Linked DNA regions of Homo sapiens: region 2 is linked to region 1. The links are chromatin contacts, found by Hi-C or POLR2A ChIA-PET in ENCODE. All regions are on one chromosome and are shown on one strand. The core of a region is the stretch at or near the end of the contact, and the rest is flanking DNA. Distances in the headings are between cores, read along the strand shown.

Region 1 (4,281 bases), core at 493-2,992:
AGGAAAGTATCAAGTCTCGTCAATGAGGTTTAAAAAGGTATGAAAGAACATAAGTCAAATAAAATGGTGACTTTAGATATTATTTCATTTGTTGTCTGCCTGTTGGGTCCTTCATTCAGCTAAGAGACAAACATTTATTAAATGTGTTTTGATTCTTGCTCTCAATAATCTTAAAATTCAAAGATCAGATACAAATAAACAGTTAGCTGTAACAGAGGGCAAATGAAAGTACCCAATAGAGAATGTAACAAATAAAAATTACTTTTTTTGGAAACCGTTTCTCACTCTACATGATTCTGCCTGTTCATCACATGACCCTACCTCCTTCATCATAGAGACAAGCTTATGACCCAGACTGGCCAATCCGATAACCCAGGCTTCCCAGAGACAATGATAGCCCCAAGGTAGACACATGTCCCACCTCCAAACAATCCAAGTCATATGACGAGTTGATATAAATGCTGTGAAAGAGGATTTCTCTCCTTCGGAGATTGAGAGCTAAAAATACTATGTAAATCTGGAGCTTCTGAGAACCGCTTTCCCATCATATATGAGTGTAGGGTCTGCTTAAGACTGAACCCAACATGGAGAAAATCAGAGCCAGGAAATATAATAAGGGACAGATCGCTGAGAACATTAGCCAGGCACTGAATTCAGCCAGCCGAACTACTGGATTTTCAGTTACTTGAGCCAATAAATACTTCTTTTATTTACTCTCATTTGTATCTTTCATTGAAAACTAAATTGCCTCTCCAATACCAAGATGATGCCTGAATGGAGAATGATTGAAGTGTAAAACTTTTTCCATCTCTAACATCATATTAATTTACTTCACGTAGGGGATAGAGGAAAGAACAATTACCTTCAGCTGAGTAATACACTCAGGGTTTCATGGAGGAAGTGATATTTGAGTTGAGCTAGGATTTCCAAAACTGTAAAAGCAGAGTAAGGACTTTTGGGATGAGGAATTAACATGAACAGAGACAAAGAAATGTGAAACTATCCAGTGCATTTGTGTAACTCATTGGTACAGAAATATAACAAGGAAGGGAGGAGAAGTTGAGACTGAGATGGTATTTGAGAAGTCAATGATAAAAGATCTTGAATATTTACCAGGTACTCCAAACTTTTGTTATATAAGCAAATACAAACCCCTGAAGGGTTTGGAAGAAAAAAACAATTCAGGATGTATCGTATTTCCTGGGAAAATAATCCTGCTAACAGCCTAAAGAAATAATTAAATTAGTGAAGATTGGAACGGAAGGCAACCTAGGACCTAGTGACAGGCTTGGTGAGAGGTGTTAAGGACATAATGAAAGTGCCTAGAGGGATGGATAAAAGCAGATATATTCAAGAGACATTTTAGAAATAAAATTAATAGAGCAGGGTAACTAATGTTAAACCTTTTAAATGATAATATCTGCCAAGAGATAATTTTAAAAAAGAAATTGTGATCTGACGAAGTTTTGAGCCAACAGTTTTTAATGGTTCAAAACACGATCTTTCAGGCAAAGTGGAACTAACCTTTGAGAAATGCTTAGAAATGATCCAAAACAGGCAGATGTACTACGCTCACTCTAGTATCAGGAAGTGAAAGAATTTTACTTCTAAGTTTTGACTTTATAACACATTTTAAACTGCAGACAAATGAGCTGGCATAATGATAGAGTCACAAAATGAATTGCAAGTTGAATGTTAAATGATGCTTGCTTCCTTTGGGTTTTCGTGTGGTCGGGCTTAATCTCAGGACAGCAACCAAATGCGGGTGCAGACTGTCTTCATTTCCTTCCTTCCTCCCTTCTCTTTTCTTCCTCTGGCTCTCTTCCTTTTTTCTTTTCTCTTTCTTTCTCAGTCCATCCTCTTACTCCTCCATTATTATTAAATTCTTAGCTAGATTTAGACAGAAAACTTTTTATTTTCATAGTGGAAATTAATCAGCATGCTGTTTTAAAGCAACACAAGAAAAATTAGTAAAGCTTTCCCTGACTTTAAGAGTGGGTGACCTTTTCAGTTTTAATGCAGCAAATATTTATAGAGTGCTAACAATGTGGCAAGCACAGGGCCGAGTGTAGTCATTGTCTCCAAAGTCTCAGTGCCCAGAATCTTTGCTTAGAGAGTGGTGACTCATCAAATTTAATAATTAGAAATTTTCTATTTCAGCGAAATTACACTTCTAATCATAATACGAAATTTTAGGATGATTTTCTTTCCTGAATTGACTATATTATCATTTGAATTCAAATAGGGAGTATGGCAACATTCCAGAAATTTCCATAATAATTTTTCTAAAGGTATATGCAAATGTTGATTTCAAGTTGTAACCCCTGGGATCGGGGGTGGTGCTTCATAGCCGGTCTTAACTTTCAGGTGGCTGGTAAGCATTCATCGGTCATATTTAGTTAGGCATTGAACTTAACAAACTGTAGTATTCATTACTTAGTATGAAATAACAAGTACTCAGGGCGGGCATGGGGGCTCACGCCTGTAATCCCAGCACTTTGGGAGGCCAAGGCGAGCAGATCACCTGAGGTCAAGAGTTCAAGACCAGCCTGACTAACATGGTGAAACCCCGTCTCTACGTGGCACATGCCTGTAATCTCAGCTACTGGCAGGGCTGAGGCAGAAGAATTGCTTGAACCCGGGAGTCAGAGGTTGCAGTGAGCTAAGATCATGCCATTGCACTCCAGCCTGGGCAACAAGAATAAAACTCCGTCTCAAAAAAAAAACAAACATAAAACAAGTGCTCATGTCAGGGAGGGACAGCAAGTGGTAACTACAGGATGACTGAAGTTGAAGGGAGAACAAAAAGGAAATCTAGTTGTCAACACCAGAAATCAGTTGGCAACCATCACCCATTAGCTACCTCAGTGATTTTTTTTTTTTTTTTTTTTTTTTTGAGACAGAGTCTCGCTCTGTCGCCCAGGCTGGAGTGCAGTGGGGAGATCTCGGCTCACTGCACCCTCCGCCTCACATATTTAAGCATTCTCTGCCACAGCCTCTGGAGTAGCTGGGATTACAAGCGCCCACCACCATGTCCGGCTAATTTTTGTATTTTTAGTAGAGACGTGGTTTCACCATCTTGGCCAGGCTGGTCTTGAACTCCTGACTTCGTGATCCACCTGCCTCGGCCTCCCAAAGTGCTGGGATTACAGTGATATTTTTAACTGTACCTAAATCTAATAGCATTTTTAAAAAATAAGAATTAAAATTTTCTTAACTCATAGCATCTTTTCAGGTAAATACCACATACTATTATTATTACTCTAAGTAATCATCTAGGAGTTTAAACTTCACACAGATAATGTTTTCTTCATCTTCAAAATGCAAAGAGGAAAAAAAATGAATTCCTGTAATCATCTTCAAGTTCTCCCTCAAAAAAATGTGGGAAGCTGGGATACAAGCCAAGAGAAAAATCCCATTTTAGAACTTCAAGATCAAGTACCTAGGCCAAGGGTGAAAAAGGCATCCTTAAAGAGACCAAAGTCTTAGAAACCAGTTCTGAGAAATTTGTAAGTTTTCTTACAAAGTTGAACTTGGCCAGGCGTGGTGGCTCACGCCTGTAATTCCAGCACTTTGGGAGGCTGAGGCAAGAGGATCACTTGAGCCTAGGAGTTGGAGATCAGCCTGAGCAACATAGGAAGACCCTATCTCTACAAAAGATATTTTTTAAAAAACCAAAACACCTAGCTAGACCTGTTGGCACTTGCCTGTAGTCCCACCTACTCAGAAGAATGAGGTGGGAGTATCGCTTGGGCCCAGGAGTTCCAGGTGGCAGTGAGCCATAATCATGCCACTGCACTGCAGCCTGGGCAACAAAGTGAGACCCTGTCTCAAAAAATATGTACATATATATAAAAACAAAAAGTTGAACTCATCAAACTGTCCCAGATGAACAAACCAGTTAACACTATTAAAAACACTTTTCAATAAAATATAACTTCTAAATTATAAATTACAATGCCACACAGATTAATGCATTAATTAAAAAATGAAAGATATATGTCACTCAATCAAAATTCTTGAGTTTTCAGATCTTAAAGAAAATTATGTTCTTACAATTTCCTTTTTCAACTTCATAATCAAAAAACAGTTTAACAAAAGGCAGAGGAGAAATCTGTAACATGCATTAAACTTTCACTTTCATTAGCAAAACAAACATTGAACGAATGTGCTTTTACCACATCTGCTTAACCTTGAAGACTCTGTATTTTTTTCACTCTTCTTCTGGAAGTTTTAAATGGCAAAAACATTCCTGGTTTCATTTGCAGTCTGAATGAGTAA
Region 2 (4,281 bases), core at 1,188-3,687, 46 kb before region 1:
TTTCTGGTCTTCCTGAAATATGTCTAGAAAGCAAGTATATAATTTATTTGCCAGTTAATGTTGGAGAAATGTATTGAATTAAAATATGATCAACACAATTTGGTCTTTGTGAGCATGCCAGCTGGACCTACTCCTCACCACACATTATTGTCACCTACATATCACTCTAAACCTTCTTATGCCCAAGAGAGGAGACATGATCTTCAGTGTCAGGAAAAGAGAAATGTGTGTTACTGTCCTAGGAGCTAGAAGCTTCAGCATGACAAGAAAGATTTGAAAATCCTACAGAGATTTGTCTAGTTTGAATCTTGTTTCTCAGGCTTATTTCAGTAATGTGTTTTTCTCTCTTGGGGCTGATGTGGTGTATCAGATATATGACATGCGGAAGTTTCAGAACCAAGAACAAAGCTCTCTAAAAATTTTTCATATGTTACATTTTAAAACATCTATTTAAAATAACACTGTACATAATTAACATACTATAAAATTGGTTTTAGCCCTCTCCTCATAAGATTCCTTTTATAGCATGTCAGAGCAAATTTGGAGTTCCATTCCCAAAAAGGCTGAGGTTGGTAGAACACAAAAAGTTTTTGCTCAGACCCAAATTTTGTTTGAAAAGAGGAGAAATATTATCAGCCCTTTCTAACCACGGCATAAATGGTTTACAGTTATGGCATGTAACCATAATTCCTTGCTATCATTTGGAGAGAGTTCAATTAGGAATAATCTCTTGATTTTGTTTTCTGGAACAAAACAAACTGGTACAAATTTTGGACAAAGACTTCCTAGAGGAACTAGGAAGAAAGATGATATGTCAGACGTATTTAAAAATAATAAATTAATACCATATTATTTTCATTTATTCTCCAAAAAGGAAAAAAAATTATTAAACACAATAATGCATATTTGGGCTTCAGGACAATACAAGGAAATTTGGACAAGGATATTCCACAAAAAATCACCTCTATCTTTTTTTGAGGAAAAAAAGGAACAATTTTCAATCATAGAAAATGAATCTGGGGTTGGCCAGTTTGGGATGGAATTGTGGTAGTGACAATAAACCATAGCTGGCAAACTGTGGTTGACACTCTCACTCCCCCTTTTCTTGTCTTAATCACCAACAATCCATTTTAAGTCATATAGAGTCAATATGGGGACATACTGAGTCCTCTAGACTTTACTGACCTATGGAGTTCATTAAATAGACTTTTTTCCTCTAAAATACCTTTTGTCTCCTTGCTGTCAGTCACTACACATTCCTCTCCTTTCCTGGATTGCTTTAGCAGTTTCTTTGTGTTGATTTCCAACTTTGTCTTGGATCTCATTGAGCTTCCTTGCAATCCATGCTTTGAATTCTTTACCTGTCACTTCTGAGTTTCCATTTTGGTTAGGAATCAAACCTAACTAAATCTCCATCCATTGATGGAGAGCTAGTGCAATCCTTTGGTAGTATCACTACTTTCAGATTTTTCATGGTTCCAACATTATTTGACTGGTTTCTTCTCACCTGGAGACACTGGCACTTCTAACTTTTATAATTAGTTCCGTGCAGGTAGTATTTCTTCTTTTTCTTCTTTCTTTCCCTATAATAATAGTATTATTGTTTTTTCTTTCATTTTCCCTTTCTATCCTCACCCCCTTCCTAGGGCCTAGGGGGTGTGACTGTAGACAATGCTGAGTAGAATCTTTTTTTTTTTTTTTTTTTTTTTGAGACAGAGTCTTGCTTTGTCACCCAGCCAGGCTGGAGCGCAATGGCATGATCTTGGCTCACTGCAACCTCCACCTCCCAGGTTCAAGCCATTCTCCTGTATCAGTCTCCTGAGTAGCTGGGATTACAGGCACCTGCCACCATGTCCAACTAATTTTTTGTATTTTTAGTAGAGACGGGGTTTCACTATGTTGGCCAGGCTGGTCTCGAACTCCTGACCTCATGATCCGCCTACCTCGGCCTCCCAAAGTGCTGGGATTACAGGCATGAGAGTGTAATCTTTTGGCTTTGCTTCTATAGCCCCATGCAATTCTCTTGGTAGGTTTTATATTAGGCTACACGGTTCACCCTACAGGGAAGGCTTGAGTTTTACAGCAGAAATTTTCTGTCTAGGTTCCCATTCAGGTCCATTTACACAAATGAAAGGTTAGAAACTTGCTTAATTCAGATTGGTCAACACAGCTGAGTTCCAATAGTTTGATGCAACTGAGCTCTAATTAGCTGATACAGAGAAGCCCTGCCTCGTTCATACAGCTGAGCCCTGATTGGCTTAGGCAGGCGAGCTCTAATTGGTTGGTTCAGGTGATGTCTGAAAGTTCCCAGGTTGAAATGGTGTGGATTTTGAGGGAATTCAAAGTACCTGTGTGACCTCTAGTCAGCCAATGGCTGCTTGGAGTCCAGTTAACCAATCAGGGTCCAGGATTGGCTCTTTCAGTTTCACTTTGTTCACACACTTCTGCCTTTGACTATACCGAAGGCTCAGCAAAAACAGACTGACTTTGTGCAGTTGCTTCTTAAGATACTCTTCTTGATTGTTTTATTAATTACCCCTCCAGTTCACTTTTTGTTTTCCAGACATGTAACAAAACCTTTCTGTGGTTGATGACTTCCACAATCTCTTGACTTTTATTGGTCTACTAATTTCGGTATCTTTATACTTTTATTTAAGTATGTTTTCAGGAGGAACACAAGGCTAATATGTGTTCATGGTCTATCCTTTTTTACTACAAGTCCCTGTTGATTTTAGTATCCAATGTTCTCATAGGAGAAAACCAACCTCTGTTAACAGATGTAGCATTTATGATGTCAACTTTTTTTGAGCAATCAATCACTAAAGATTTAGGATACAGTAATTTCTAATAAGGAAATTATACCTCTCCCATGCAGTTGATTTGAAGGTGAAATGAGGTAATTAACATGAAAATGCTTTGTAAAATTTTAAGTTCTATAAAAATACTTTGTGTTATTATTTTTGTTATTACTATACAATTTTATGTATGACATTGTCTAGGTGACACAGTGCCTTTTTGTTTATTCTTTTACAAACCGACCATATTTTTCAATATCTCAGTGGAAATTATGACATTGTGAAGGTTGGGAATGAAACCATAGACATTTCTTAACACCTATCGCTTCACAATGTTTTTAGCAACTATTTTCTCATGTATTTCTGTTTCCAATTTTATTGAGAACCTACTTCCAGTTACATCCTTTACTTGAAGATTTAGCAAATATTTTCCAGACTTTAAATATTTTATGTTTTGTAGGCCGTAAACAGTTTCTGTAGTTCCCCTTTCTCCTCCTTTTTCTTTTTCTTCAAGAACCCTTTCAAAATGTAAGAATCATTCTTAGCTCACAGGTCATACAAAAAGATCTATGGGCCATTTTTTTGCCCATCACTGATCTATTTCTTTACTGAGTAGAAAGCAAATATTTGAGTAAATCACTTCTGTAAAGGAATTGGTCTCCCTAATTTTTTTTTTTTTTTTTACTTTTCTACAATTTTTAATTAACATTCATCCAGAGAGATCCTGTTAAAACCTAAATCAGATTGTATCACTCAAACCTCTATAATGGCTTGCTCAAAGCAAAAGCCAAAGTCCTCTAAATGCCTCCAAACCCCTAGCAACCCATGTTCTCCGTTTCCTTGCTGACATCATTTCCTTCTCCTCTCCACTCTGATCCCTCTCTCCCTCACACACTGGTGCCCTTTCTGTTCCCTAAATACTCATGGACATTCTTGCCTCACAGCCTTCCCATTTGGCTGTTCGCTCTGCCTGTAAGGCTCATTTCCCAGATATGCACATTATTGTTTCCTGGAACACCCTCAGGCTCCTTCTTAAATTTCACCTCCCCCATAATTTCAAGTTGCAACCTCCCCCCACCATCTAACAGTCTTTATCTCCTTTCCCAGTTTTCTACTTCGCCCTAGCAATTATCTGATGTACTATTTATTTTACCCATCTATTTTTATTTATATATTTATGTATATGTTTATAAGATTATTCATTTATTTATTTTTGTGTCCCCCTCCAACTACAAGGTGAAGATATTTATCATTTTTTGTTTATGGCTATATTTCCTCAATGTACCTGTGAAACATACCAAAGGGCAGTACCTGGCATTTGGTAGGGGATTAATAAATTATCTTGAATGACTAAATGTATGCACCGATTAGTAAATGAATCCCCATAGTGTCTGAATTGAGGACTAGTGTGAAGAAGAAGGCAGCATGGTTGGGACAGGGTACTGCAAGAAGCAGTATTTGGAGTTCTATGTTTGTAAATATATAG

What was found. Hi-C counts contacts between places; a loop is a spot of excess contacts on that map. ChIA-PET counts read pairs that join two places held with the same protein, here RNA polymerase II (POLR2A). Pooled maps may share reads with other maps.
Region 2: a pooled map shows a loop between it and region 1 (2.3-fold over the local background). The contact joins two enhancer-like sites. A Hi-C loop is called at or near these places in 2 of 50 pooled maps. POLR2A ChIA-PET finds 5 or more read pairs at or near these places in 2 of 52 experiments (activated CD8-positive, alpha-beta memory T cell and activated naive CD4-positive, alpha-beta T cell).

The regions. Positions count from the first base shown.
Region 1 is chr9:79,810,097-79,814,377 of GRCh38, reverse strand. No RefSeq gene overlaps it. Among named protein-coding and RNA genes, the nearest start is that of LINC01507, 12 kb to the left of the region's middle. Within about 2 kb of position 1,742, at least 2 of the 41 ENCODE cell types and tissues checked have a DNase peak (open chromatin) inside an H3K27ac peak, as active enhancers do.
Region 2 is chr9:79,856,792-79,861,072 of GRCh38, reverse strand. All of the region lies in intron 1 of LINC01507 (long intergenic non-protein coding RNA 1507), which reads right to left. Among named protein-coding and RNA genes, the nearest start is that of LINC01507, 34 kb to the right of the region's middle. Within about 2 kb of position 2,437, at least 3 of the 41 ENCODE cell types and tissues checked have a DNase peak (open chromatin) inside an H3K27ac peak, as active enhancers do.